Linked DNA regions of Homo sapiens: region 2 is linked to region 1. The links are chromatin loops, found by intact Hi-C in ENCODE. Cell type or tissue: PC-3. All regions are shown on one strand. Links, peaks and the distances in the headings refer to the core of each region. The heading gives the core; the rest is flanking DNA. Region 1 has its middle 46 kb from the start of TMPRSS11F. Region 2 overlaps TMPRSS11A (transmembrane serine protease 11A).

The links. Hi-C counts contacts between places; a loop is a spot of excess contacts. Peaks named below come from ENCODE experiments on the same cell type or tissue, not always from the same donor. Only the 100,000 strongest peaks of a DNase experiment are listed, where the experiment ranks them.
Region 2: a loop joins it to region 1, with 16 times the contacts of the local background. A loop is called at or near these places in 12 of 110 quality-filtered maps.

What each region holds. Positions count from the first base shown.
Region 1 is chr4:68,173,252-68,178,644 of GRCh38, forward strand. No RefSeq gene overlaps it. Among named protein-coding and RNA genes, the nearest start is that of TMPRSS11F, 46 kb to the left of the region's middle. In PC-3, for the core only: CTCF peaks have their summits at 2,491 (motif pointing left), 2,691 and 3,513 (motif pointing left); a DNase peak (open chromatin) is centred at 2,480.
Region 2 is chr4:67,915,365-67,920,757 of GRCh38, forward strand. TMPRSS11A (transmembrane serine protease 11A) reads right to left here. Exons shown (of 10, transcript NM_001114387.2): 8 at 3,609-3,868. Among named protein-coding and RNA genes, the nearest start is that of TMPRSS11D, 34 kb to the left of the region's middle. In PC-3, for the core only: CTCF peaks have their summits at 3,276 and 3,475; no DNase peak of the experiment used is centred there.

The sequences.
Region 1 (5,393 bases), core at 216-5,215:
GGCTGACAATATGACAGAAAAGAAAATCCCATCTTCTGAGGAGAAATTCAAGCCAGCTGAAAAAATTTGCATAAGTAATGAGGAGCTGAATGTTAATCTTCAAGACAATGGGGAAAATGTCTCTAGGGCATGTCAGAGGTCTTCTCGGCAGCCCCTCCCATCACAGGCCCAGAGGCCTAGGAGAAAAAAGTGGTTTTGTGGGCCAGGCCCAAGGTCCCCATGCTGTGTGCAACCTAGGGACGTGGTGCCCTGCATCCCAGCTGCTCTAGCCATGACTAAAAGGGGTCAATGTAGAGCTCAGCTGTGGCTTTAGAGGGTGCAAGCCTCAAGCCTTGGCAGCTTCCATGTAGTGTTGAGCCTGCAAGTGCACAGAAGTCAAGGATTGGGGTTTAGGAACCTTGGCCTAGATCTCAGAGGATGTATGGAAATGCCTGGATGTCCAGGCAGAAGTTTGCTGCAGGGGCAGGGCTGTCATGGAGAACCTTTGCTAGGGCAGTGCAGAAGGGAAATGAGGGGTCTGAACTCCCACACAGACTCCCTACTGGGGGACCACCTAGTGGAGCTGTGAGAAGAGGGCCACCGTCCTCCCGACCCCAGAATGTTAGATCCACTGACAGCTTGCACCGTGTGCCTGGAAAAGTTGCAGACACTCAACACCAGCCCATGAAAGCAGCTGGGAGGGAGGCTGTACCCCACAAAGCCACAGAGATGGAGCTGCTCAAGACCATGGGAACCCACCTCTTACATCAGCATGACCTGGATGAGAGACATGGAGTCAAAGGAGATCATTTTTGAGCTTTAAGATTTGACTGCCCATTGGATTTTGGACTTGCATGGGGCCTATAGCCGCTTTGTTTTGGCCAATTTCTCCCATTTGGAACGGCTGTATTTACCCAATGCCTGTACCCCCTTTGTTTCTAGGAAGTAACTAACCTGCTTTTGATTTTCCAGGCTCATAGGTGGAACGGACTTGCTTTGTCTCAGATGAGACTTTGGACTATGGATGTTTGAGTTACTGCTGAAATGAGTTAAGACTTTGGGGGACTGTTGGGAAGGCATGATTGGCTTTAAAATGTGAAGACATGAGATTTGTGAGGGGCCAGCGTGGAATGATATGGTTTGACTGTGTCCCTGCCCAAATCTCATCTTGAATTTCCAAGTGTTGTGAGAGGGACCCAGTAAGAGGTAATTGAATCATGGGGGCAGGTCTTTCCCATGCTGTTCTCATGATAGCAAATAAGTCTCACAAGAGCTGATGGTTTTAAAAAGGGAAATTTCTCTGCACAAGCTCTCTTTGCTGGCTGCCATCCATGTAAGATGTGACTTGCTCCTCCTTGCTGTCCACCAGGATTGTGAGACTTCCCCAGCCATGTGGAACTTTAAGTCCAATTAAACCTCTTTGTTTTGTAAATTGCCCAGAATCAGGTATGTTTTTATCAACAGTGTGAAAACGACTAATACAGTGTTCTAACAAAAATACAAATGACATGTCATCAGAGAACGGGAGAGGAGAGAATAATTTTTGCCAAGTCTTTTTTATATGAAATTTGAGCTGGGCTCTGAAGGAAATTAGAGTTTTAATTGGCATGTTGTGTTGCTAAAGGGAGGAACCCATAGGCAGGACTGGGAATTTAGATACCATTTAGATTACGAAGGGCTTGAAAATAAAATTTTAAAAGTTATCTTTCTTAGCTGGGCATGTTGGCACATGCCTGTACTCCCAGCTACTTGGGAGGCTGAGGCAGGAGAATTGCTTGAACCCAGGAGGCAGAGGTTGCAGTAAGCCAAGATCACACCATTGCACTCCAGCCTGTGCAACAGAGCGAGACTGTCTCAACAAAGAAAAAAAAAAGATAAAAAGTTATGCTTCATGTATTAGTAAATCACCAAAGACTTGCAAGACTAGTTAGGAAACCATCAAGACTTAGGACTGATGGGGAAAGATGATAGAAAAGGAGAAATTAAAGGGGATAATAAATTTTCAAGAACAGTAATGCCATTAAATAAATGGGTGAACATATAAAGAGGAGCACATATGTAAGTCAAATGATAAAATGGGGTGGACATATTAAGTTTTGGGGGCCTTGCATTATTTGGAGTGGTCAAGTAGGCAGCTGGAGGTATAAAACAGAGTGTAGTGTTCTAAACCTGGCAGTTATTATAATTACCCTGCATTGCATTTGCTGTGTACTGGTACTTTCCACTTGGTTATGTGGTTTTTAGAGCAGAATCTATTACTTAAATACATCTTTATTTATCATGGAACTTGTTACTGTCCTTTGCAAGAATGAGTTTTTTTTTTTAATGGAATCACGGTTTATATTTTGTATTTGCCAGAAATAAGGATGGGGGGGGTAGGTTTTCACTTTGTCTATTCTTCTGTCTCCTGCTGGGATTGTATTTTGCTCATTTATGAGACTTCTCAAGTTAACAATGTTACGTTTGACATTTAGGGGAAACATGAGAAGCCTGATACTTGGGTTGTAGTGCCCTCTGCTGGGAAAAGTGATAGAACATAGGGGTGTTCTCGCAGAAAAGAAAAAAACAGAAGTTGAGATGTCAGAGACAGTAATTAATGTCTTTTTATCCTTTAAGCAAGTATATATGTGCATATATATTTTACATAAAAAAAAACTCAAAATAGTGAATGTATTTAAACATCAAGTTATTCTGGTAATTTAAAATGCAATTCCGTTTATAAAAACTAGCTTAACAAATTTCATTAACACATTTATGGAAAGCAAAAATAAATGATAAATCTGTCATATACAATTATGTCCCATTTGAGCTTAAAGAAACATAATTATAGGATTTCAGTTATTTATGACTACGCAACCATATGATTTTCCAAGACTGTTCGATGCAAAATTTTCAATTCATTTATATCAAGCTAAATGTCCCAATTTAGGCTGGGAAAATATGTTCACCATATTCATAAATATCTCATCAATATTTAATGACTAATGATTTATTGAAAATATCTCATTTAAATTGAAATTTCTTTAAACAAAGGTTAATGAATTTTTTTTCCTTTTGGTTATAAAGTAACCATGCTCATTATGGAAAATATAAGACAGACTCCAGAAATCATTCATAATATCACTAGAATAAACTCTGTTTAAAAAAAACACTCTGGTGTCCTATATTTTTTCTAGTCTTTTTTTCTACTCGTGTTTTATATAGCAGAGACAAACTACAGAGCAGTTTTACGTAACTTTTTTCTTTGCATGATGACTTATAAATCTGTGCAATTTTAAAGAATTCTCATCCCAACATTGTACTTGTTTCCTTTTCCCTTTTCTACCCAATTAAAGATAAAACTTCTTCAATACTAGCACAGAGCTTTTGATCATTACACCAGAAAGCATCTCTTGCTTGTCAGAACCTTCCAGGCTCTACTTCTACTCCTCTTTGATCTGGAACTGCACTGTTGCCTACTAGTCATCATTCTAGTTTATTCCCAGAGCCCTCTACTGTTTACTCTGTGAAAACTATTTGTTCTTTGCTACAGTAGAAATTAGTGCCAGCGGTCTTTTTCAACAAATTAGGCCAGAGAAACTTCTGTATCTCCAAATATACATGTTCTGTCTCATGTTTCTCAGCCTCCTTAAAGTTAAAAGGGGCCATTTAACAAGTTTTGGCAAATGATCTAGGAGCATTAGTGGATATATTTTCATTCTGTTAGTGGGTCTATTAGCAGCATTCTCTTGCTCTGTGATTAGGATTGTGAAGGCAAATGTTCACACGGCATAGCCACAAGATGAAAGCAGCCTGCATTGCTAATCCAGCAGCCTGGGAGAGTCATCCTACTGTCAATACCTATGAGTGAGAAGTAAATTTTGGTGTGCTAAGCTATGGAGATTTAAGTGTATGGAGCCACAGTAAAATCTAGCCTATCCTGACTAATACATGATAGTATATTCAGTCACAGTGTTTGACAATGTTGTTTTCTCTGCTTTGGGTGCCCTTCCCAAGCACCTCCATCCCTTCACCAAGAAGTTTTTCTTGAGCTTCCTCTTATTCATCCCACAGGACTCATCTCAGGGGCGTTTACTTGATAAACTTTTGATTGCCCCCACCCCTCATTCTGGGTTAGCTGTCTGTCCCATATGCTTCTGTAGTACCATAAGTATATAAATGAACAGTTCTTGGATATTTATGGATTGATGAAATTATTTTGTAGGTATTAGTTATATAAACTTTTCTTTAGAATAATTATTAGAATAATTAGAATAGATCAGCAGTTTTCAGAGTGTTTTCTGCAGACCCCTAAGGGTCTCTGAGGCTTTTTCAGGAAGTCTGTGAAATCAAACTAACAGTGAAAATAGATTAGTGGCAAAAAAGGCTGGGACTTTTAGCAAATCAAGGTAAAGGCAACAAACTGTACCAGGAGTCATTGCATCATTGTATTTTTCACTGCCATACATTTGCAGTAAAAAAAAAAATCCAACTTTATTTAAGAATGCCCTGGATGAAACATTAAAGATTATAAATTGCATTGCCTTTTGAAATTGAGTACATACATGTCTTTGTTATGAATGACAAAAGAGAGGTAGACATAAGCATGGTTGCTGCATAATTGAATTGAATGGCAATCTTGAGTAAAAGCACTGAAGTAATTTTATGATTTGCAAGGTGAATGCATCATTTTTACCGTGGAACAACATTTTATTTGCTAAGAGTGACTGAAAACCTATTAGAATCAGAATCAGTATTTAATATATTTAGAATCTGCATGTGGCAGATATTTTCAGAAAATGACTATTTGTTGCTAATTATGAAATATGAGATTTATTAAGAAAATTAGAATTTTGGTAAACTTATTTGTGCTACCGTGAACCTGACATCCCCATAATACTTAAAAGATTTTATAATGTGATCAGTGATATTAATGAACATGACTTTGTGACACAGTACAATGAAAGGTGTCAACATTTGGAATATTTACTTAACTCAGTGTAGTTGTCTGTTCTCACACTGCTGTAAAGACATACCTGAGACCTGGTGATTTATAAAGAAAGGAGATTTAATTGACTCACAGTTCCATATGGTTGGGGAGGCCTCAGGAAACAACATTCATGGTGGAAGGCGAAGGGGAAGCCAGACACATCTTACATGGCGTCAGGAGAGAGACAGCGAAGGAAGCCACACACTTTTAAACCGTCGGCTCTCATAAGAACTCACTCACTATCACAAGAACAGCATGGGGGAAACAACCTCCATGATCCAATCGTTTCCCACCAGGCCCCTCCTCTGACACATGGCAATTACCATTCAAGATGAGATTTGGGTGGGGACACAGAGCCAAACCATATCACTCAGTTAACCAACATTTTCAAAAAGACATACAAATTATGTCACAGAATCATGCATGAATAAAATATCCATTCAAA
Region 2 (5,393 bases), core at 256-5,255, 260 kb before region 1:
ATACCAAACCATATATTGATTGGGAAACCATGACCCCATGGTTGGCAGAATTCTAGGATAGTCCCCAAGATTCCTGTGTGATTCCCCTCCTCCCAAATATGGGCAGGATCTGTGAATATGAGGGATGCCATTCTCATGATTAGGTTATGTTATATGGCCAAGATGAGGGAATTTTACAGATGCGATTAAGACCTCTAATGAGTTTGACTTTGAATTCATCAAAAGGAGATTATCAAAGGTGGGCCTGACCTAATCAGCTGAGCCATTTCAAAAAGGGCGAGCCTTGCTGGAGTTGAGACACTTTCCTAAAGAGTTAAAGCAGCAAGCTGGCATGCATTCTACAGCTGCGAGTAAAGGAATTCTGCCAGCAAACCTTGAGGAGACCTTCAAAGGAGCCACAGATGTGGCCACAACCCCAGCTGACACCTTGATTACAGTTTGGTGAGACCCTGAGAAGAGGACTCAACTAAGCTGTGTCTGAACGTCTGACTCATGAAAACAGTGAGATAAAAATAAATGAGTGCTGTTTTAACTGTTTGTGATTATTTGTTACACATTTATAAAAAACTAATACAAGAATACGATATATCATCAGCTATAGTCACCATGATGGATGAGAGATCTCTTGAACTTTTTCTTCCTAACTGCAAATATGAATTTGTTGACCAGCATCTCCCTAACTCCTTCCCCTGTAAAGACCCCCAGCTTCTGGTTGCCTACTGTTGATATATCGTATTCTTGAGAAACGCTACAAGAGTAGATATTAAGTGTTCTTGCCACAAAAATGATAATTATGTAAAATAAGACGCTTCTTAGTTAACTAGATTTAACACTCACAGTGTACATATACTATACTTCAACACATTATGTTGCACATGGTAAGTACATGCAATTTTATACATCAATTAAAAAAAAAACTAAGTACATTTGAAAAAACCCTAATACACCAGTTTCTTTAGAAGACGATTTCCAAGATTTATTTCTGAAGAAATGTTTGTAAACACATATTTAAAAGTGCTCGGAAGATTTAAGTGTGTAACTCAGAAATATGCTAAGAGATTTTTCAAATTATTCTGTTATTTGAATACAATTGGTTTATATATATTATACACACACACACACACACACACACACACACATTTATATTGCCTACTATATCATCAATTAAAAACATTCATGGCCTGGCGCGCGGTGGCTCACGCCTGTAATCCCAGCACTTTGGGAGGCCGAGGCAGGTGGATCACGAGGTCAGGAGATCAAAACCATCCTGGCTAACACGGTGAAACCCCTTCTTTACTAAAACTACAAAACAATTAGCCGGGCATGGTGGTGGGCGCCTGCAGTCCCAGCTACTCGGGAGGCTGAGGCAGGAGAATGGCGTGAACCCGGGAGGCGGAGTTTGCAGTGAGCCGAGATCACGCCACTGCACTCCAGCCTGGGAGACAGAGCGAGACTCTGTTTCAAAATAAAAATAAAAATAAAAATAAAAATAAAATAATGGTGAGAAGAGTAAGGTGAAACTGACAATCTAAGTATTGTAAGTAGGTGACAGTGCAAATCCACAACTTCTTCAGCAAACTAAACTGGTTGGTAAAATGTATTCCAAGTCATGAAAAGCATAGCCCATAAATTCTGGACATCCCTGAGCTATATCTCATCTTCTGTAAAAATGCTTAATGACATTTCTAGCAAAATATTGATTTTATCAAATAATCAGCTTTTTATTTATCAATTTTCTATAGTTTATTTTTAATTTTATTCATTTCTATTCTTATTCTTATTATTTCCTTCCTTATGTTTGTTTTAGGTTTATTTTTTATTTTTCTAGTTTCTTGAAGTGAGAACTTAATTATTGATTTGATATCTTTCCTTATAATATGCATTTTCTATAAATTTCCCTTTCTACACTATTTTAGCAGCATCTGGCATATATTTATATATTTTTGTTTTCATTTAGTTCTATTTGTTTTTACAAATTTCTTCGAGATATTCTCTTTATTTACATATGTTTTTTAATTGGTAAGCATTTGGGGATTTTTATGTTATCTTTCTGTTACTGATGTCTAGTTAGATTCCATTATGATCAGAGAATATACTTTGTACAATTTCAATTTTAAAAAACTTCTTAAGGTTTGCTTTACAGACTTGAATATAGCCTCTCTTGGTGAGTAACGAATGGCTGCTTTTAATCTATTAATGTACTTAACAGATTAAGAATGATAGGTTAATTTAATCTATTTAATAGATTAAAAGCACCTGTGGGTCACTCACCAAGAGAGGCCGTGTTCAAGTAGGGTGGAGTGCTCTATAAGTGTCAGATTCTGTTGCCACTCACAGCGCATTATGACAGGTATGTTTCTGTGCCAGTCTCAAACTCCTGAAAGTGATTTTTCCCACCAAGCCAAAGGGGATTTGTGATGTCTTTCCCACCACTATGAAGCAGAGAATGCAAGCCCTATCTTCAGAGAAAATCCATCCAAGAGAGTGCAGACCTAGGGAGGTGTCAGGCTTACAGCAGCACTAGATCTACTAGAATTAATAAACCATAGGTAATATTTTCTGTGATTGGTAATACAACCTTAAAGAAAGCAATGCATGTCTCACTCTGTATAAGATAAAACAAAACCACATGGGACATCTGGAAAAAATCTAGAGACCCTAAAACCGATTCCTGCCTATGTGAGTGAAAGGTTATTCCTAGTTCCTTAATGGTAGACTGAGAATCAAAAGCTTATTCTTTATAATTTCTTGTATGTAAATAAATTGTATAGAATCCTGCAAATAGATTTAGTCATTCTCAGAAAGCCCTTTTGCATTTTCTCAAGCCCAGTGTTAAAGAAACTCTCTAGCTTTTGTTATACATATGTACCTGGACCACATGGTAGAATCCAGAGCGTGTCTCACTAAGATTGCCTAGAACATTCAGTAACTAAATCATCATTATTTCTTACAAGACTAAGTTAGTATATCAAGTTGAATACTTTTAGAGGGGACAAATAGTTTGACAATTTATCTCTACACTATTCTTATTCACCATCACACTTAAATTAGCTTCTTCAGTACTGAAGCAAATTTTGCTACATAGGCATAAAGAATATTTGAGTTAGCCACTCAATCTGAGTCCTCCTAGACACAGCTGGAACAATAGAAATTAATGTGAATTCTGGCAAAGAAAAGAAATAAATATTCCTTTCTATGTATTTTTTCTTTGTTGAGGATGATGTGTTGAGGTGTTGTTAGCCACCTCTGACACTAGGTGAAGCTAGCATCCCTCTGAATGAAGACAATATAGAGAAAAGAAGGGGCAAAAAATTCAAATTCAGAGACACAGAGCCAGATGACATCATATAAACCCCTGTGTCTGAAGTGAAACTTACTACACTTTTTTGACTTCCAAATTACATGAGCCAAATTTGTGGAAGTTTTTGTTTCTTTGTTTTTTATTCTGCACTGGTTAATGTGAATTGAATTTCTGTCACACAAAGTAAGAACCCTAACTAATCCAACCAGACTGTGTGGAAATGGCTGTCAGGATAATATTGATGGAGATGAAATCACATTGCCTTAGACAGGGCTTAGCGCTCTGTTAGCTATCCTGAGATACCCACCACCATAGTAAAGTGCTCCAAATCCTGTGATGTGGACAGTCAAATTTGGTTGGAAGGATGCAGAGGCTTCTGGCAAACAAATCTGGCGTATGTCATCCGAAAAGGTGACTCTGGAAGAGACCTGCACAACAGCAATGTCGTACTCTCTTGCTGCAGAGCGGTACTTCTCATGGATAATAAATCTTCTGACATTTCTTTTCATTAAGGGAGGGTTGATTTTTGTTCCAAAACTAACAGTCCATTGATGTGGATTTTTATACCTGGAAAAGGTTAGAAATTAACAGAATATATATAAGCTGCCCAAAGTATATGAGCTAGATTAATTGCATTTAGGCTAATATAAGAGAAATACAATCCTGAGAATACTTGGCTGCAGTTATAGTTTTCTTTTATCATTTAAATATAATCTATTGCTAATGTTTTGAAAGATAAAATCATATAAATGCCATATTAGAACTGATATTTAATACAAAACTATTGAATTTTAGAACTGTAATACACATAAAATATCATTCATTTATCCCTTCCACAAATATTTACTGAGCATCTGTGTGCTGAGCCTTATCTGAACTGCTGGGGATAAAGTGATGAACAGGACCTAAGGTGCCTGCTCACAGGAGTATAAGATTCCAGAGAAGGAAAAGGATCAAAGCAAGCAAACAAATAGATAAATAATCTTAAACATTGATAAAGGCTATGAACAAAATAAAATAGGGTAACGGAATAGAGTACTAACAGGTCATTATGATTATTTTGATAACGCATTTGGGCTAAGACATAGTAAAAGAGGGTCAGTGTGAGGAGATGAGGGAAACAAGTTTCCAGGCAAAAATCCCAAGGTCTTGGGTTGGATGGGCTGCAGTCAGAACACAAGGGAAAGAATGGTTGGGGGTGAGCTTGGAGAGGTAAGCAGGGACTAGATTTTAGAGTGTTTTATAGGTCATGATAAAGTGCTTAAATTTTATTGAAGTGATATGGGAATCTACTGGATAATTAAGCCAGAGAATAATGTAGTCTCATTTACATTTTTAAAAAACATGTTGGTTCTTTCTGGGGAGTAGATTCTTGAAGGTCAAGAATGGATGTGGTAAAGTCTATTAGATGACTGCATAGTCCTTTGAGAGATGATCAAATGTGGTAAATGCGGTTGACTTCTAGCTTGTGGGCTTGGGCAATGGGTGGATTATGGTACATACAGGAATCGGAAAAATCATTTAGTAGCAATGAAAGATCATCTAGTAAAGACTGTGTTTTATACTTAAGGAAAATAAAGCCTGGATAGGTTAAACTATTTGATTCACATCACATATCTGCCTGCCTCTCTCTGCTCTTCCCTTTATAAAACACTGTCTCCCACCAATTTACATTATTTGTATTTTTCAGAAGACTTCCTGCTTTATTTTGTTATGTGTGACACTAGTCACACATCTGTCTTGGTGTATTTAGTTATTGGAAGCATATTTTAAGGAAGACACTGACAAAGTCTCGAATGTTCAGAGAATAAGAACCAATGTGGTAGGGCATCTGGAAGTTGGTTCTGGAAAAATGAGGTAATTATATATATATATATATATATATTTTTTTTTATATATACACACACACATATATGCATATATATACACACATATATATGTATGCATATATATGTGTGTGCATATATATACTTTTTTCAAAGTTCAGGGTTACATGTGCAGGTTTGTTACACAGGTAAACTTGTGTCATGGGGTTTTGTTGTACATATTATTTCATCACCCAGGTATTAAGCCTAGTACCCATTAGTTATTT